Linked DNA regions of Mus musculus: all the other regions are linked to region 3. The links are chromatin loops, found by intact Hi-C in ENCODE. Cell type or tissue: heart. All regions are shown on one strand.

Region 1 (2,500 bases), 440 kb after region 3:
CCATTCACAGCTGCTGCTCACCATTGTTGGGGAGTTTGGGCTACAGACCGCAAGTCATCAATAAATTCCCTTGCTATATAGAGACTTTCCATAGGTTCTGTGACTCTAGAGAACCCTGACTAATACAACCCCTTACAGGTTTATACAGTTGTAGGTGCAGTTCATTATTCATCTCTGGAAATAAGTTTTCAATTATTTCCAGAAATATTATTTCAACTTCATTTGTTTTGTTCTGTCTCAGGCATTTATATATAAAAAAGAATATGTTTGTCTATCTATTTTTTTTAAGATCTATTTATTTATTATATGAAAGTACATTGTAGCTGTCTTCAGACACTCCAGAAGAGGGCATCATATTTCGCTATGGATGGTTGTGAGCCACCATGTGGTTGCTAGGATTTGAACTCGGGACCTTCAGAAGAGCAGTTGGCGCTCTTATCCACTGAGCCATCTCGCCAGCCCCTGTCTATCGACTTTTGAGACAGGGTCTCACCTATGTAACTCTCTGGACATCCTGGAACTCCCTATGTAGACAGGCTGGCCTCAAACTCACAGAGATCTGCCTGCCTGCCTCCTAAGTGCTGGGATTAAAGGCCTACACAACCACAATCAGCCCTAAATAGAGATTTTTTTTTTTTTTTAAATTTTACTGGACCAACACTCTGAGTCTTCCACTCCTGCCACCATTCCGTGAGCATTCTTGTTTGCCTTTGCTAATTTGTTTTTGTGGCACACGAGTTACATTTGTTAAATCTTGCCTCAAATCTTCAAAACACCCTGACATCACTGTTAATCGTTTTACAACTGAATTTAGCAAATGGACTTTACTAAGCTTAGTCCTTTTTTATCTCTTTCATCACTTATTTCAAGAGTAGGCATTCCTTACTTAGCGTTTCCCCTTTTACCACATTGTAAAAAAACAAAAAACAAACCATTCCCTAGTGTATGACTAATATAACGTAAAGATCCTCATTGAAAACAAACCACGCTTTTATTAAAATTAAAAAAAAAATCTTTTCAACATGTTTTGGCAAAGAGGACAACTACGGAGCGTTCTAAAGCACAAATTGAAAGCTGTGCGAAAGAACGTCCGTGATGTCATCTCCGTGCGCCCCGTCAGGGCCAATCGCCTGGCGCGTAGCTTTGTGCTGCGGTTGCTCCAGCGCCGGGCGCGTCCTTAATCGCACAATCCCAGCTTCCGGCGCGCCGCCCAGAGCGGTCCGAGCGCGCAGGCGCCCTAGCCCATGTCGGCGTCTCCCGGTTTCAGTGGTTAGACCTGGATCCGGAGCCGCCTTGAGGCGGGGCTGGGCCTTCCCGGCGGCCAATGGCGCCCCGGGTGAGGGTTGAGGAGTGGGAGGTGCTGGCCCTCCTGAGGTGCGGATCTCCTTCAGCGCGGGTGCCGGGCCGCCTGGTCGTCATGGAGGAGGTCGTGGCTGAAGAGCTCGATGATGAGGAGCAGCTGGTGAGAAGGCATCGGAAGGAGAAGAAGGAGCTGCAAGGTGACGGGAAAGGGGCTGGGAATGTAAGAGGCGTCCACACCCAAGGCTGGGAGCGTGGAGTGTGTCCTCTGGTACCTGGACGGGCACACGTCCTGGATCCGTCTAGGCTTTCCCTCAGATAACTTTTGATCAGTCTTCTCCAGCTTTCCCCATTCCCTCGACCCCCTTATTTGCAGTCCCCGGAGATGTCCCCGTGTGCGACCTGCCGTGGACCCCTAGCGGGTCCGGTGCACGTGCTGCTGCTGAGTGATGTGCCTGGAGACCAAAGTCTTGGACCTCCTCTTCCTCCCTTCCCATTCCTGCCCCCGATCCCGACGCCTGGCCTTAGTGGTGTGGTCTGAATTGCTTCTCCTTGGCTTGTCGGTCACAGAGAAAGATATTTAAAAGGCAGAAGTTTTACCTTAGTATAGTTTTTTAACCTTGGTTTTGCCCTGTCAAACCAAACAAATTCGAGATTGTGTTTACGTTGGGTCGCAAGCCTCATCCGGACCTTTCTCCGTAGCTGATTGTTGTGTCATGATTAATTGCTTCTATAATTACTTTACATTCTATAATTGTACCTCTTCCCACCCTCTTAACTGCTTTTCGCTTTTTGGTCCGGGGGCTCTGACACGGCTGTTTTGATGACTTTTTTTAGCCAAAATTCAGGGAATGAAGAACGCTGTTCCCAAAAACGACAAAAAGAGGAGGAAGCAGCTCACGGAAGATGTTGCTAAATTGGAAAGAGAAATGGAGCAAAAACACAGGGAAGAACTGGAGCAATTGAAGCAATTGACTTTCAAGGACAGTAAGGTATGGGGAGCGAAGCTTGTCTCTGAGCCCGAGCAAACAGCTGTCTGAGTGTGTTGAACTGCTTATTGAATACGGTCTCAAAATTCTGAAATCGAGTCATACAGTCACACATCACATTTCCTCGACATTAGTTTTTTTAGACAGAGTGCCTTGTAGTCTAGGCTGTCACCCATGTGGATTTGGAGCAGAGGCTAAACCTTGAACTTTAA
Region 2 (2,500 bases), 900 kb before region 3:
CAGCTTTGCCTATTGTCCACAGTCCTGTCTCTGCCCCAAACAGGATCTTTAAAAGGGTACTAAGCTCACATCCTCTTTCACAGACTGGCTTCCTAAAGAGAAAATCACTGTGCCTTAAAAGGTAGTATAACTCAGCATGTCTTGCTTATAACTTTGGAATGACAGGGAACGTGATTTTTGAGCTATGGAAAAAAAAATAGAAAAGCAAACTATTCTGTTAAATTCAGGCACTGAAATTCCTAGATTTAGACTAGCCAACTAGTTATATGTACGTTCCTGCACATTTCGAGAAACCTGCCAAATAAAATCCCACAGGAAAATGGAAATTCCCAGGAAAATTTTGTACTAATGATTCTTTGTCCAGCACCATCTTTTTGCATGTGGGAATTCCCCTAGTCACTCTATTTCTCTCATTAGACACTGTACAAAGTGAAAGTGAAAACAGATTATCATCGAATGAAAGCAGTTCCCAGAAAGAAAATGGACTCTGAGCCCAATACATGTGCTCCAACATCCCAACCCTGCAGCTCACAAACTGTCACTTCTGGAAATTCACACTATCACTATGAAGGCCACTTTTCTTAATCTGTCCATGGTTTTTTCCTGATGTTGAAAGGAGAAGCCTGAACTTTCAGCAAAACACGACCTTGTGAGCATGTTCTGGCATCTGATCTTTCCTAGGACAGTCAAAGCATTTTGAATGCAGAGACAACATTTGTATTCTTATTATTACTTCCAGCACTTGGGATAACAGTATATTAAATGTCTATTAGATGTGTTGCCTTGGAGTATTGGGCTGGAGTTATGCATTACCAGGCAGGTCCAATTTTCATTTGCACACCTCTTAATATCAACTGAATGCCATACACCATACCTATTTAAGACACATTTAAAAATCACATGTTTCTAGTATTTATAGGCAACTAAATGTACTAATGAAATAGTGGGTATTCAGTACTGTTTATCTCCCTTTTCTATTCATCAAAATAAGGGGATTTTGAAGTAAATTATCTTCTCTGTATTCTTTACCATAATAAGCCAAACATAATTTGAGGACTAAAATATAGTTGCATTTAGAAAGATTTTTCATTTATCAAGAAGAAATTATTAAACACGGTTACCTCAGCTAATTCTATCTTATATTTCCCTGCTTTGAGAGTATATGGAGATCAACAAAGGAGTGATTCATTGGTATTCTGACCTATCGTTCTAACCTTATAGTCAGCTTTTTCCTATGACACTGTTGGGCTAGAGAGATTGTTCAGCAGTTAAAGAGCACTGGCTGTTCTTACAGAGGAACATTCCCTGCGTCCGACGGCAACTCACAGCTATCCGTAACTCCAGAAGGTACTCCCTCTTCTGGCTTCTGTGGGTACCAAGCATGGTGTACAGAAATACACAGAAAAATAAATTAAATTAGGAATTTTGGCCAACTGTGATGGCAAACACATTCAATTCCAGCACTTAGGAGGCAAGGTAGTTGGATTTCTGTGAGTTCAAGGCCAGCCGGGAACTACATAGTGAGTTCCAGAAGAGCCAGAGCTATGTAGAGAGACCCTGTCTCAAAAAGCAAAAGTAATTAATAATAATGATGATAATGATGATGATGACCTAAAATGTTCTTCGATGGATATATGATTAAATAACTATAGTATGCCCACACTGTGCAGTACCACTCAGCAATTTATTAAAAGCTATTGATACAAACAAAATGTCACATGGAATTCCAAGATATGATTCTGAATAATCTAAAACAATTTGAAAAAAATACATATTTTACAATTCTACTAACAATTTGCGGTTTGTGTATGAAGCGGCCTTCCAAAAGCCCATGCATTAAAGGCTTACTTCCCAGCTGGTAGCACTACAGAGAGGTGGCTAGATCATGAGGCTTGCTTCACTTATTGATAATCTATTGATCAGCTTATAATGAAGGGGTTCATAGAAATCATGGCCCTACTTAAAGAAAGCAGGCCACTGCAGACATTGCCAGTATGCTGTCTGTGAAAGATAAAGAGTGTCCCTCTCCTTCCATTTTTCTCTATACTTCCTAGTGAACAGGTTTGCACTACACAGGATCCCTGCCATAACGTCCTGGCTCGTTGGACCCCAAAAGCAGTGGTACTACCAACCATGAACCATAGCTCTGAAACCACAAGGCAAAATAAACTCTTCTTCCTTCAGGTAGACTTTCTCAAGGAATGGGTCACAGTGACAGAAAAGCAATTTTGAATCAGCAAAATTAGACAAGGAAAACAGATTCAGTGTTTACAGAAATTTTCCTTCTGAGAGCCATGAGGGATAATCGGTTAAATTCCTCTCTCCTAGCCTGTGGTAACTTCAGTCATTTTTTGATTTACTGCAGTTGCCTTTGTTCCTGTATCTTCACTCTGTTGTCCCTCTATGCATGGCTATCTTGGTATTAAATATCTATTCTTTATTATTGGAGCGTCCTACTAGATACCATAGGCCCACAGGCTGACCCCCAACCCAGGAGCCT
Region 3 (2,500 bases):
GCCTAACAGGCCAGGCCCAATACTTTCCTCACTTTGCAAACAAATTAAGGTGCAGAAAGAACAAGACACCTTAGCCAAGGTCAGCAGACGCCTAAGACAGGACAGCAGACTACCAGCATAGTCTTCTCATCTGTTGTAGGCAACAACTATTGGAAGTCATGTGTACCAGCTGAAGAATGGAAGATACCTGGAGAGAGCCTAGAATAGCAGTTGTCACATACTATGTAGACAAGAAAAGATGCAGGTTGTGCCAGAGACAGATCACACCACCAGAATTAAAACTATACATGCTCCTAATCCTCCATCATATTTCCAAGCCTTGGTACAGCTGATCTATTATAAGGCTGATCAAAGTTTATGTTCATATTTCACAACATGAAACAATAAAAGCTGAGAAAGGCTGAGGCCAAACTTACTGCTATCTCTCAATACATGCAGTTTCCTTTCAGTTGACGGGTGCATACCTGGGAATCTCAGGTATGAACTCTAATGTGCAATCACTGAATGTGGGAAACCCATTCAGTCTTTTTTCTGGAAAGTCAAAGCTGGGCATGGGGATTCATGTTTGTAATACAGCACTAAGGGAGGTTGAGGCAGGAGAATCACTGCCAGTCTAGGGTCAGCCTGAGCTACTCAGTGAGTTCTAGGATAGCCTGGGCTAGAAAACAAAACATAGTCGGATTAGGTTTCATAATTTGTCCTAAGGCCATAAAGTTCCCATCAAGTGGTTGCCACCTCACCAGCAATGATTTATACCTTTAACTCAGGTGCATCCTCGCTATAGAAGCCTACACAGAATAAACTAAACCTCTGACCATAAGTGCAAGAGTCTTTAGATAATGTGTGTAAGAAGAGCCGGTGCTCATTTTGTTTTTATGAACCACCCAGGTGACTTCAAATAGAGTTCTAAACAAAGATAAACAGGATTCTCAGCTTTTCCAAGACAGCAAACTACTTTTAAGAAGCTTACTACAAATTTAGGAAACTCCAAGAACTTGGGGTCTACTGCTGTCTCCTCCTCCACTGTTAAAAACAAAAGCGATCCATGCTCCAATATAACCAGAAACCTGAATCTGAACCCTGCTGCATTTATGCAGGGCAGAGAGAAAGCTGGGGAAGTCAAGTCACAAAGCTTTATGGCTCAAGAGCTACCAAAGTACTTTTTTTTTATCAAACTCATACACAAACACACGCACGGGGGGGGGGGGGGGGGATAGTTCTTTATCAGGTCTTCCAAGGGGCTGTGTTATATGAATTTGTAGTGTAATTTTTTTCAGGGTGCCATAAAAATGTCAATGACTCTTCTGTCATACAGAGCGCCTCCTAGGGTGGTCACAAGGCCTCTAAAAGACAAATTTGGAGAGAGCACGAGAAGGAGGGGCCAGGGGGACCCCACTTACCGAAAACACTGCATTCTGAAGCCCAAAAGGTATGGGAGTCAGCCGGGCCAGCGCCACCACCTTCAGGCCGCTTCCTCCCTCCACGACGCGGATAACGGCGCTCAGCTTGTCGCTGTTCTGGATCCTGGCAGCCACCCAGGCGGTGAGTAGCCGCTTGCAGACCACATGAGCGATAAAGGTGCCAATGAGGACGCCCACCACCATGAGCCCCATGCCTAGCACGAAGCCGTACAGGTAGCCGGCCGCCACATTAAGCACGATGTAGCCCCAACCGCAGGGGAAGGAGACCACGATGAAGCCCACGACGAAGAGCAGGACACCGAGCAGCGAGTCGAGGCTCTCCACCCAGAGCAGGAGGTGCTGCAGGTAGCGGCGGACCAGGGCCAGGGAAGCGAAGCACAGGGCGGCCAGCACGCACACCAGCACGAGGCTCCGGCACCAACAGGTGCTGCCGAGGCAGCAGCAGCGCCAGTTTCTCACCTCGGCCACCCCGACCACCACGCCGCCGCCGCTCCCGGGGCCGCCTGCCAACGCCCCGGCCGGCGCCGGCAAGTCCGAGGCCGCGGGCAGACCGTGGCGCTCCAGATAGGCGCCGAGCAGGGCGCCCGAGGCCGCCGCCGCAGCAGCAGCCGCCGCCGCGCTGGCCCCGCCCCCGCGGGGAAGGCGGTCCTCCGAGCGGTCCCCTCCCGCTGTCCGCTCCGGTGCCCAGCGGCCCGGCTGCTCCACGACTCCCGTCCGACCGGCGTGCTGCAAGGCCCGGGGCAGCGTGTGGGGCAGGCTCCCACCGGGGTTCCGCATGCCTCGGCCTCAGCCGGCCAGTGTCTCCACTCCCGCCGCGTCCCCCCGCCTGCGGCCTTCCATGGCACCCCGCACGCCAGGCCTCGGCTCCCTGCGTCCTCTCGCGGGGAGGGAACGGCCGGAGAAGGGCGGCAGCGGCGGTCGAGACGCGGTCCCGCCGGGAGTCGGTCGAGTCTGGACCCCGCGCCCGCAGAGCCCGCCCCCTTGGGCCCGAGGGGCGGGGCACGCGCAGAGGGGGCGGAGACATAGCTGGGTGGTCGGTCACGCCCCCGTGACGCCCGGCTGGTGCTGCGGATGAGTGG

Evidence for each region. A loop is a pair of places that touch in the nucleus more often than their neighbours do. Peaks named below come from ENCODE experiments on the same cell type or tissue, not always from the same donor. Only the 100,000 strongest peaks of a DNase experiment are listed, where the experiment ranks them.
Region 1: it touches region 3 in a loop (4-fold over the local background); 14 of 42 quality-filtered maps call a loop at or near these places.
Region 2: it touches region 3 in a loop (3-fold over the local background); 7 of 42 quality-filtered maps call a loop at or near these places.

Annotation. Positions count from the first base shown.
Region 1 is chr4:14,825,290-14,827,789 of GRCm38, reverse strand. Otud6b (OTU domain containing 6B) reads left to right here and starts at 1,377. Exons shown (of 7, transcript NM_152812.4): 1 at 1,377-1,499; 2 at 2,137-2,291. The coding sequence starts at 1,418. In heart, CTCF peaks have their summits at 323 (motif pointing right) and 1,294; a DNase peak (open chromatin) is centred at 1,219; H3K4me3 peaks cover 1,890 bases; H3K27ac peaks cover 1,558 bases.
Region 2 is chr4:16,166,553-16,169,052 of GRCm38, reverse strand. The region is part of intron 1 of A530072M11Rik (RIKEN cDNA gene A530072M11); the gene reads right to left. Among named protein-coding and RNA genes, the nearest start is that of A530072M11Rik, 3.7 kb to the right of the region's middle. In heart, a CTCF peak has its summit at 1,371 (motif pointing left); no DNase peak of the experiment used is centred here.
Region 3 is chr4:15,265,650-15,268,149 of GRCm38, reverse strand. Tmem64 (transmembrane protein 64) reads right to left here and starts at 2,330. Exons shown (of 3, transcript NM_181401.3): 1 at 1,401-2,330. The coding sequence starts at 2,198. Gm51436 (a long non-coding RNA gene) reads right to left here and starts at 1,393. Exons shown (of 2, transcript XR_003955370.1): 1 at 1-1,393. In heart, a CTCF peak has its summit at 1,441 (motif pointing left); a DNase peak (open chromatin) is centred at 2,449; H3K4me3 peaks cover 2,500 bases; H3K27ac peaks cover 1,800 bases.